2 separate regions of the Homo sapiens genome follow, and region 1 is linked to region 2. Evidence: chromatin contacts called from ENCODE Hi-C or POLR2A ChIA-PET data. All regions are on one chromosome and are shown on one strand. The core of a region is the stretch at or near the end of the contact, and the rest is flanking DNA. Distances in the headings are between cores, read along the strand shown.

Region 1 (4,072 bases), core at 1,558-4,057, 1.8 Mb before region 2:
AAGCTGGGCCCGGCCCTCTCAGGAGCACCAGGCTGGGGGTAATGGCCATGACCCTGTCCTGGGAAGGAATAGGGGCCATTCACCTCAGGTTAGGTTGGGTCCTGACTAAGGTGCAAGACTCACGTCAGGATCACACAACCCCTGAGGGTCAAAGGGCAGAGGTGGAGGAAGGACAGAGCAAAGACGGTAGGTCCGACCTGTACAGGGAGTGTTCAGCCCCAAGAAGAGAGACATGAGGGGCAGCATCCCACAATCTTCCACAGGAAGTGCCCTCATTCTGAGAAAGACAGCTGTCAAGTAAGGCACATGACAAGAATAGAAGCAGCTGGGGCAGTGAGGTGGAATCAGAGTCCAGAGGGTCTACAGATGGGCTAAGGGATGCTCAAGGAAGCTCTGTAGAAAGTCTCTCTAGGAGCTTAAAGCCCACGGCCTGGAATGTGAAAGGAAGGGAGTTGGTGGAAGGCTGCTTAGAGTTAGGGGAGTCGGGCATCATGCCAAGAGTGAGCAGATGAACCCCTTTCTACTCCTGGGAGAATGTCCATCCTTCACGTCACTCTGATCATGTGTAGCTGGGCAACTCTTCTTCTCCACACTCTGCTGGCCTTCTCTCCTGACTCCATCAAAGAACATCTCACCTTCTGAATAGATCAAACCTACCTTGGAGTCTCAGGTTAGAAAAAAAGATTACTTTCTTCATTCACCTGTTAACACCCGGCTGGCTTCCCTGCCTTTCCCAGTGCGTGTCAGAACTTCTTGCTAGGATCTACTCACTCATGCTCCTGCTCCCAGGTCTTAGGGTCTTAGAAATACAAATTCATGGCTGGACTCGGTGGCTCATGCCTCTAATCCCATCACTTTGCGAGGCCGAGGCAACAGGATGGCTTGAGCCCAGGAGTTTGAAACCAACCTGGGCAACATGGCGAAACTCCCTCTCTACAAAAAAAAGTTAGCTGGGCATGGTGGCATGCATCTGTGGAGGCTGAAGCAGGAGAACAGCTTGAGACCCGGAGGTCAAGGCTGCAGTGAGCCGTGATAGCTCCACTGCACTCCAGCCTGGGCAGTAGAGCAAGAAAAGAAAAGAAAGAGAGAAAGAAAGAGAAAAAGAAGGAAAGAAAGAGAAAGAAGGAAAGAGAGAGAGAGAAAGGAGAGACAGAGAGAGTAAGAAAGAAAGAAAAAAGAAAAAAGGAGGGAGGCGGGGCAGCAGAAAGAGGAAGAAAACAGAAAGAAAGAAAGACAAATTTATTTAAATATCAAAACAAAAGAGAAACTGAACTAGTGGTAGAAGTTTCTACCATAGAAAGTTTTCAAATTATTGGCTATTTGGAGTCATGCGCGCTCCTTCTCTGTTGCTAAGGCCCCAAAAGATTGCAGCACACGAGGCAGCGCCGGAGAGGACCACTGAGCAGCACGGGCCCTGGCGGGGTAATTCCGAACACCGGCTTAGGAGGCGGGTTTACCAGGATTCTCATTCCAGCCCTGCCACTAATTGTTCAGGGTTCTCAAGGTCGAGCATGCACAAAATCACCCGGAGGGCTTTTAAAACACAAGTCGCCGGGCCCAACCCGAGTTTCGGAATATTTAGGTCTGCGGTGGGGCCCATTTCTTTTCTTTTCTTTTCTTTTTTTCTTTTTTTTTTTTTTTGATACGGAATCTCGCTCTGTCGCCAGGCTGGAGTGCAGTGGCGTGATCTCGGCTCACTGCAACCTCCCCCTCCCGAGTTCAAGCGATTCTCCGGCCTCAGCCTCCCGAGTAGCTGGGATTACAGACGCCCGCCACTACGCCCAGCTAATTTCTTGTATTTTTAGTAGAGACGGGGTTTCACCATGTTGGCCAGGCTGGTCTCGAATTCCTAACCTTGTGATCCGCCCGCCTCGGCCTCCCAAAGTACTGGGATTACAGGCATGAACCACCGCGCCCGGCCAAAATTTCTAATAAGTTCTCAGGTGATTCTGACTGGCGCTGCTGGTGGGGGATCCCACTTTGAGAAACACCCTCTGCTGTGTGAGCAGCTGCCTCCCCGGTACATTCGGAATAATCATAGTAGGTTTAAAGTTTGCTGGGGCTGGGATTCACCTGATACCTGGCACTTGGAGCCCTTGACACAGTTCATGGCACACGGAATACGAGCTCTTGTTGGATGGAGCACAAATGAGAAGCAAACCTGGGGCAGGACCCCGGGGCCCATGGCCGCCCCGCCGCGTTTCCCCCTCCGGGGCAGGCCTCCGGGCTCCGAGCGCTCCAGGCTGGCGCGCAGCACATTCCGGTTCCATGCACCCGCCGCCCGCGGCTCTGCTAATGCCTGTCCTCTTTGGGGTGACTAGGACCCTCCAATCTTTTTCCGCGCTGAAAGCCTGGCCGCAAAGACCGCACCCCCGGGGCGGGCTGAGACGCAGAGAAGCCGGGGCGCCCCTCTGCCGGTCCGCCGGGAGTTCCCGGGCCCGCAGCAGGCTGAGGACACGGCGGGACCCGCTGCACCTGGCCAGGGAGGGGCGGGGCGGGCGCGTTAGTGCAGCTGGGGGAGGTCCCGCCCCGGTCCCACCCTCCCGGCCGTCCGGTGGGGAAACCCGGGAGCCACCCCGCGGCGCGGCTGCGGCTTTGCCTCGGCGCGACAGGTAAGCGGCAGAAGGAGCCCGCGACCCTCTCCCCGGGAGGGCCCCCCTGAGCTCCCCGACTGCTCGGACTTCCCTTCGGCGGATCTCGCTTCTGCCGAGTCCTCGCTCTCACCTCCTCCTCCGCCAGCCTTCGCCTCTTCCTCTTCCTCCTCACTACCCCCGACAGTAAAATGAAGGGGCTGGGCCAGGCTGGTCCCTCCTGCCTTCGCTCTCTGCTGGTCGCGGTGGCCTGTAGCTCCTCCCTCGGTAGGACCCCCCTCCACCTTGGCGCTTACGAGATGAATGAGGAGCCCAGACCTCTGGAACTTGGAGGGGTGAGAGGGGGACAAGCCAGAGCCAGGGCTCCACACCCTCTTCCCCTCACCCACCCATGCCCTGCATTCCTTCTGTGCCCCGTCTCCCCAGATCGGGCCACCCCATGTGCTCTGGTACGGCAACTCTTGCAGAGAGGTTTCCTCCTGCCCTGCCACGTTGCGCCTGAGCAGAAGGGGACAGCAAGGAGAAGCCTCGCTGGTGGAGGTCGGTCTGAGCCCTGCTTGGTTGAATTCCCTCCAGAGCCTGGGGGCTTTTGGGGGTGGGAAGGGATCTGCCTCCTGCTGTGGGGAAATGGAATCTGCTGGGTGTTCATGACTGTGACTGTCACCGACTTCCCTATTTCCTCAGTTGTTCAGATTCCCAGGCTGACAAAAAGGAGAAACAGCTTTTACTTGCATCCAGGGCCAATCATCGCAGACCCAGACGTCTGCAGAGGGTAGGATGGGGCTCTTCTGTGTATGGGGGTGGAGGGTGGTCAGTTTGCCCACAAAGCTTACAGCAGACCCCTTCTAGCAGCCGACAACCCATTGCAGCACTCTCAGAAAGGATGTTAACTCTGTGCTCTGAGCTCGCCCCCAGGCCCACACACACAATTTACAGGCACTGGGTGAGGTTCATAGTTCTGGACACACCAAAGAGCCTCGAGGACTTTTGCGCCTTCTACCAGAGATGTGTGTGCACCACACAGGCCCTATTCTCCGCTCCAGACAGATGAGCTGTCTCCCTTCCCATCAAAGGAAAGGTTAAGAAGGATGAGACAGGGAAATTCATGTGATGATGAAAACCAGGTCAGGTGAGGGGTTTGAAATATGCTTTGGTTCCGGCCACATGTGGTGGCTCATGCCTGTAATCCCAGCACTTTGGGAGGCTGAGGCTGGTGCATCACCTGAGATCAGGAGTTCGAGACCAGCCTGGCCAACATGGCAAAACCCCATCTCCACAAAAAATACAAAAAGTTAGCCGGGCATGGTGGCAGGCGCCTGTAATTCCAGCTACTTGGGAGGCTGAGGCAGGAGAATTGTTTGAACCTGGGAAGCAGAGGTTGCAGTGAGCTGAGATCGCACCATTGCATTCCAGCCTGGGCAATAAGAGCAAAACTCTGTCTCAAAAAAAAAAAAAAAAAAAAAAAGAAAGAAAGAAAGAAA
Region 2 (3,769 bases), core at 1,199-3,698:
CTGGCCAGGATTCAGACACTGGCCTATTCTGGACAGTTCCCCACAGAGGACAGAACAATGGAATAAACATAAACTACTACAGAACTTCCAAAGCCCTTCCTTCGCTGAGCTTCCCGTGTTGTGTCCCTGCTTTCCTGAAACACCCCGTCCCTCTCCTACCTGCTGCAGTGCCATAAAACTTTGGGTCTTATTTTATTTCTGGGTGAGAATATGAAGACATTAACTAGTGACAGGGAAGGATATAGAAATGGTTGCTGAAAGAGAAGCAGATCCTGTGTCTTCCCTGGAACAAAAACACATTTGTGGGCTGAGAGATGATGAAGAGACACTTGATCATCTGATCATCATATGTTCACCTGGGCCAGTGAGGGGCCACCCCTTTCCCACCACCAAAGATGCAATCAATACTTCTGGGACTTCACATCTAAGGGGCATCTCAGAACTTAGCACTCAGAAGAATAAAAGGAGAAAAGGACAAGAATGGAGAGGCAGTAGGAAAAAAAACAGAAAGAGGGAATGATAACAGCTAATAGCTAATATTTACTGAGCACTTATTATGAGCCAGATACTGTGTCAAACACTCATTTAATCCTGGCAACCATCTCAGAGGTTATTATTCCCATTTTACAGATAAAGAAACTGAGGTTCAGAGATTAAGTAACCTGACCAAGGTTCCAAGACATTAAATGGGAGAGGCAGGTTTGGAATCCAAGCAGTCTGACTCCAAAGCCTGTGCTTTCAACCAGTTCACAAAGCTGCCTCCCAGCAAGGATGATGGCGCCACAGATGATACTGCTTACATTCAGATACATTTCCTTTTTTCTTTTTTAACCCCAATCCTTACACAATCCAGAAATCCTCAGCGAGCCAGGTGTTCCCAAGGTCTGCTTGGTCTGACTCATTCCCACTTCCTGAAGATGAAGGCTGGGAGGCACATCTCTCAGAAAGTGGTAGCCATCATCAAAAAAAAGGCTGAGAGACCAGCTGGTTACCCTGTGATCTACCTGCGGCCCTTCTTCAGCTGCCCCAAACAGCACCTGCCCTTCCGTTTCAAAGACCATCCTAGTTTCCAACTTTCCTGGACCAGCCCTACTCTTCCTCTTGCTCCCCAAAGATCTGCCTTACTAGAAAGTATCTTCCTGTTGCTTTTTTTTTTTTTTTTTGAGACAGAGCTTCGCTCTTGTTGCCCAGACTGGAGTGCAATGGCGCGATCTCAGCTCACCACAACCTCTGCCTCCCGGGTTCAAGTGATTCTTCTGCCTCAGCCTCCAGAGTAGCTGGGATTACAGGCATGGGCCACCACGCCTAATTTTGTATTTTTAGTAAAGACAGGGTTTCTCCATGTTGGTCAGGCTGGTCTCCAACTCCTGACCTCAGGTGATTCGCCCGCCTCGGCCTCCCAAAGTGCTGGGATTACAGGCATGAGCCACCGCGCCCGGCCCCTGTTGCTTCTTTCTGATCCTGCCATCTCATCACTCTCCCTCTGAAGAAGCGAATGTTACTTTTGGTCTCCATCATTGTGGAGTTAGGTTTCAACCTCCTCCTCTCCTTAGAGTTCTTCCATCCCTCCAACAGGATAAGGCTAGCCAGCCCCAGCCCGGCAGGCTTTCTGTCTACCATCCCCCCGCACCCGTGGGGATTTCTCCAGCCCCAGCCCAAGGCCTCGCCTCCATCTTCATCCTTTCCTTTGCTTCCCTACCAAACCCATTCTCCTAAACTTCCTCCTCAAAAACCTATTCATTTAGACCCTGGAAGAGATCTGGGATTTAATTTTCATGCATTTCCTTTTTAAAAAAATTGATGGGAAATCTGAGGCCCAAAGAAAGGTAGTGACTTGCCCAAGGTCACACAGAGTCGTTAGTTTGTTGATGGCCTGGGCTGGGAGCCCCTTTCTTCAGAGGCCCCCTCTCCACCTCAGGAGACAAGCTCTTGCAAATGCAGGAAGGTGAAGCAGGGAGTCCCCAAGTGGTCTGAGGAGCACCCAGGCTTCCAAAGGGAACGGGCGCTGGGGCTGGGGGAAGGGCATGTCGCACACCAAATATCCCAGGAGGGGAAACTGGTCCCCACCTGTCCCCTGGTCCCCTCAGTCCCCTCATCTCCGCCCTCTCTCTTCTTTCCCGATCTTTCTCCGCGAACCCACCCCCACCTCTCCCAATCCCACTCTTCACCCAGTCCCGCCACTCTCGCACCTTTCGCCCCCGGCCAGGCTCCATCATGGCCTCCCCCGCCCCTTCGCCCCCAGTCCCCGCCCCCATCCCCCCTCCCGGGCTCTCTTCCCTCACCCTTGGCCTCCCTCGCCCTCCCCGGGGTCCCAGCTATCCCCAGCGGCCTCCCCGCCCCATCGGCCACGGCCCGGGCCGCAGGGGGCGCTGTGGGACCGCCCCGAGCCCCTCCACCCCCGCGCGGGGATGTTACCATGCCAGAGCCTCCGAGCAGCTGGGCCGGCTCAGCCCACCCGCCAGTAAGAGCCGCTCTGATTGGCCAGGCCGCAGCCGGGAGGGCGGGGCCGGCGGGGGGTCGCACCCCTTCGTGGCCGGGGCTCCGGTGGCTCCCGCCGGCGAGCGGGGCCCCAACCGGCCCGGTGTGTTCGGTCCCGGCCCCGCCCCCCCGGCACGGAGAACCAGGCCCCGCCCCCGCGCCGCCGCGTCCCGGGTCCGCCCCCCGGGGGGCGGGGCACGCCTGCTCCCGCCTCTGACTGACGGTCGGGGGCCGGCGCCTCTGCCTCTCCCCGCTGCCTGCGTCCTGGCTTCGCAGTCGCCGGCGCTCCAGGAGCCGAAGCGTTCACGCAGTGTGTAGGGTGCCTTTGCGCTGCACAGCGAATTTAATTTGCTGTGTAGCTCTTTTACAGTACTTTTAAGTTAGTTAACTCCAGAACTATTTGTTGAGCACCTGTGAGGTGGCAGGGTCTGTCTCAGGGACTGAGCACACAGCAGCTTGGAAAAAAAAAAAAAAAAAGACAAATCCCCGAAATCACGCCCTTGTGGGGCGTACACGTGCTTCTCGCGTGACCCTGAAGTTCACTTTTGGGACCTGGCTCCCACTGAGCGCTGAACTCATGAGAGCAGGGCCCACTCTTTGACAGAAGTTAAAAATGTGAGGTACATGCTTGCTGTGCGGCTGAGGAAACTGTAACCTGGAGCTCTGCGGGGAATGCGCTGAAGGCCTTGGGGCTGGAGAGTGACAGGCCCCAGGCACACGGGTGCAGAAAGGCGCTGACCGCCAGCCTGCAAAGCCCCGCAAAAGGCGCTTCCTGTTCCCTTTATTCCCCCCTCACCTGAGCCGGGACTCGCGTGATGCCGTGCTAGGTTCCTGAGAGCCAAAGAACTCCGGAGAGGTAGAAAAACTCCTGACACGAAGAGTTAGAGGTGACACCTGGGAGGAAAAGGAAGTGGGATTCACCCTTGTGGGCTGCTGTAGAGAGAAAATGCTTTGTGGTTTAATCAAAATGATACCCACATGGTCTCAAATGAAGGCCCAGCTCTGCGGTTTTCTTTTCTTATTTGAGGCAGCGTATTGATCTGTCACCCAGGCTGGAGTGCAGTGGCACAATCAGGGTTCACTGCAGCCTCAGCCTCCTGGTCTCAACCGGTCCTTCTCCCTCAGCCTCCGAGTAGCTGGGACTACAGGCGTGTGCCACAACGCCCGGCTAATTTTGTAACTTTTTGGAGACGACGTCTCCCTGTACTGCCCACGCTGGGTCCTGTGGTTTTCAAACTTTTGGGGGAGGTGGGGTGAGGAGACTGGCGCGCGGCCCGCAGCCGCCGCCGCG

The links. A loop is a pair of places that touch in the nucleus more often than their neighbours do. ChIA-PET counts read pairs that join two places held with the same protein, here RNA polymerase II (POLR2A). Pooled maps may share reads with other maps.
Region 1: a map with no recorded cell type shows a loop between it and region 2 (9-fold over the local background). The contact joins the promoter of GALNT6 here to the promoter of PRPF40B in region 2. A Hi-C loop is called at or near these places in 1 of 37 single-sample maps with no recorded cell type and 1 of 50 pooled maps. POLR2A ChIA-PET finds 5 or more read pairs at or near these places in 1 of 52 experiments (AG04449).

What each region holds. Positions count from the first base shown.
Region 1 is chr12:51,390,141-51,394,212 of GRCh38, reverse strand. GALNT6 (polypeptide N-acetylgalactosaminyltransferase 6) reads left to right here and starts at 2,807. Exons shown (of 12, transcript NM_007210.4): 1 at 2,807-2,926; 2 at 3,276-3,363. It also overlaps a transcript of SLC4A8 not described here. RefSeq lists enhancers at 327-416, 2,460-3,044, 3,045-3,630 and a silencer at 2,235-2,774.
Region 2 is chr12:49,622,240-49,626,008 of GRCh38, reverse strand. PRPF40B (pre-mRNA processing factor 40B) reads right to left here and starts at 2,448. Exons shown (of 26, transcript NM_001031698.3): 1 at 2,416-2,448. The coding sequence starts at 2,418. It also overlaps a transcript of FAM186B not described here. RefSeq lists silencers at 2,233-2,732, 3,593-3,642 and an enhancer at 3,313-3,402.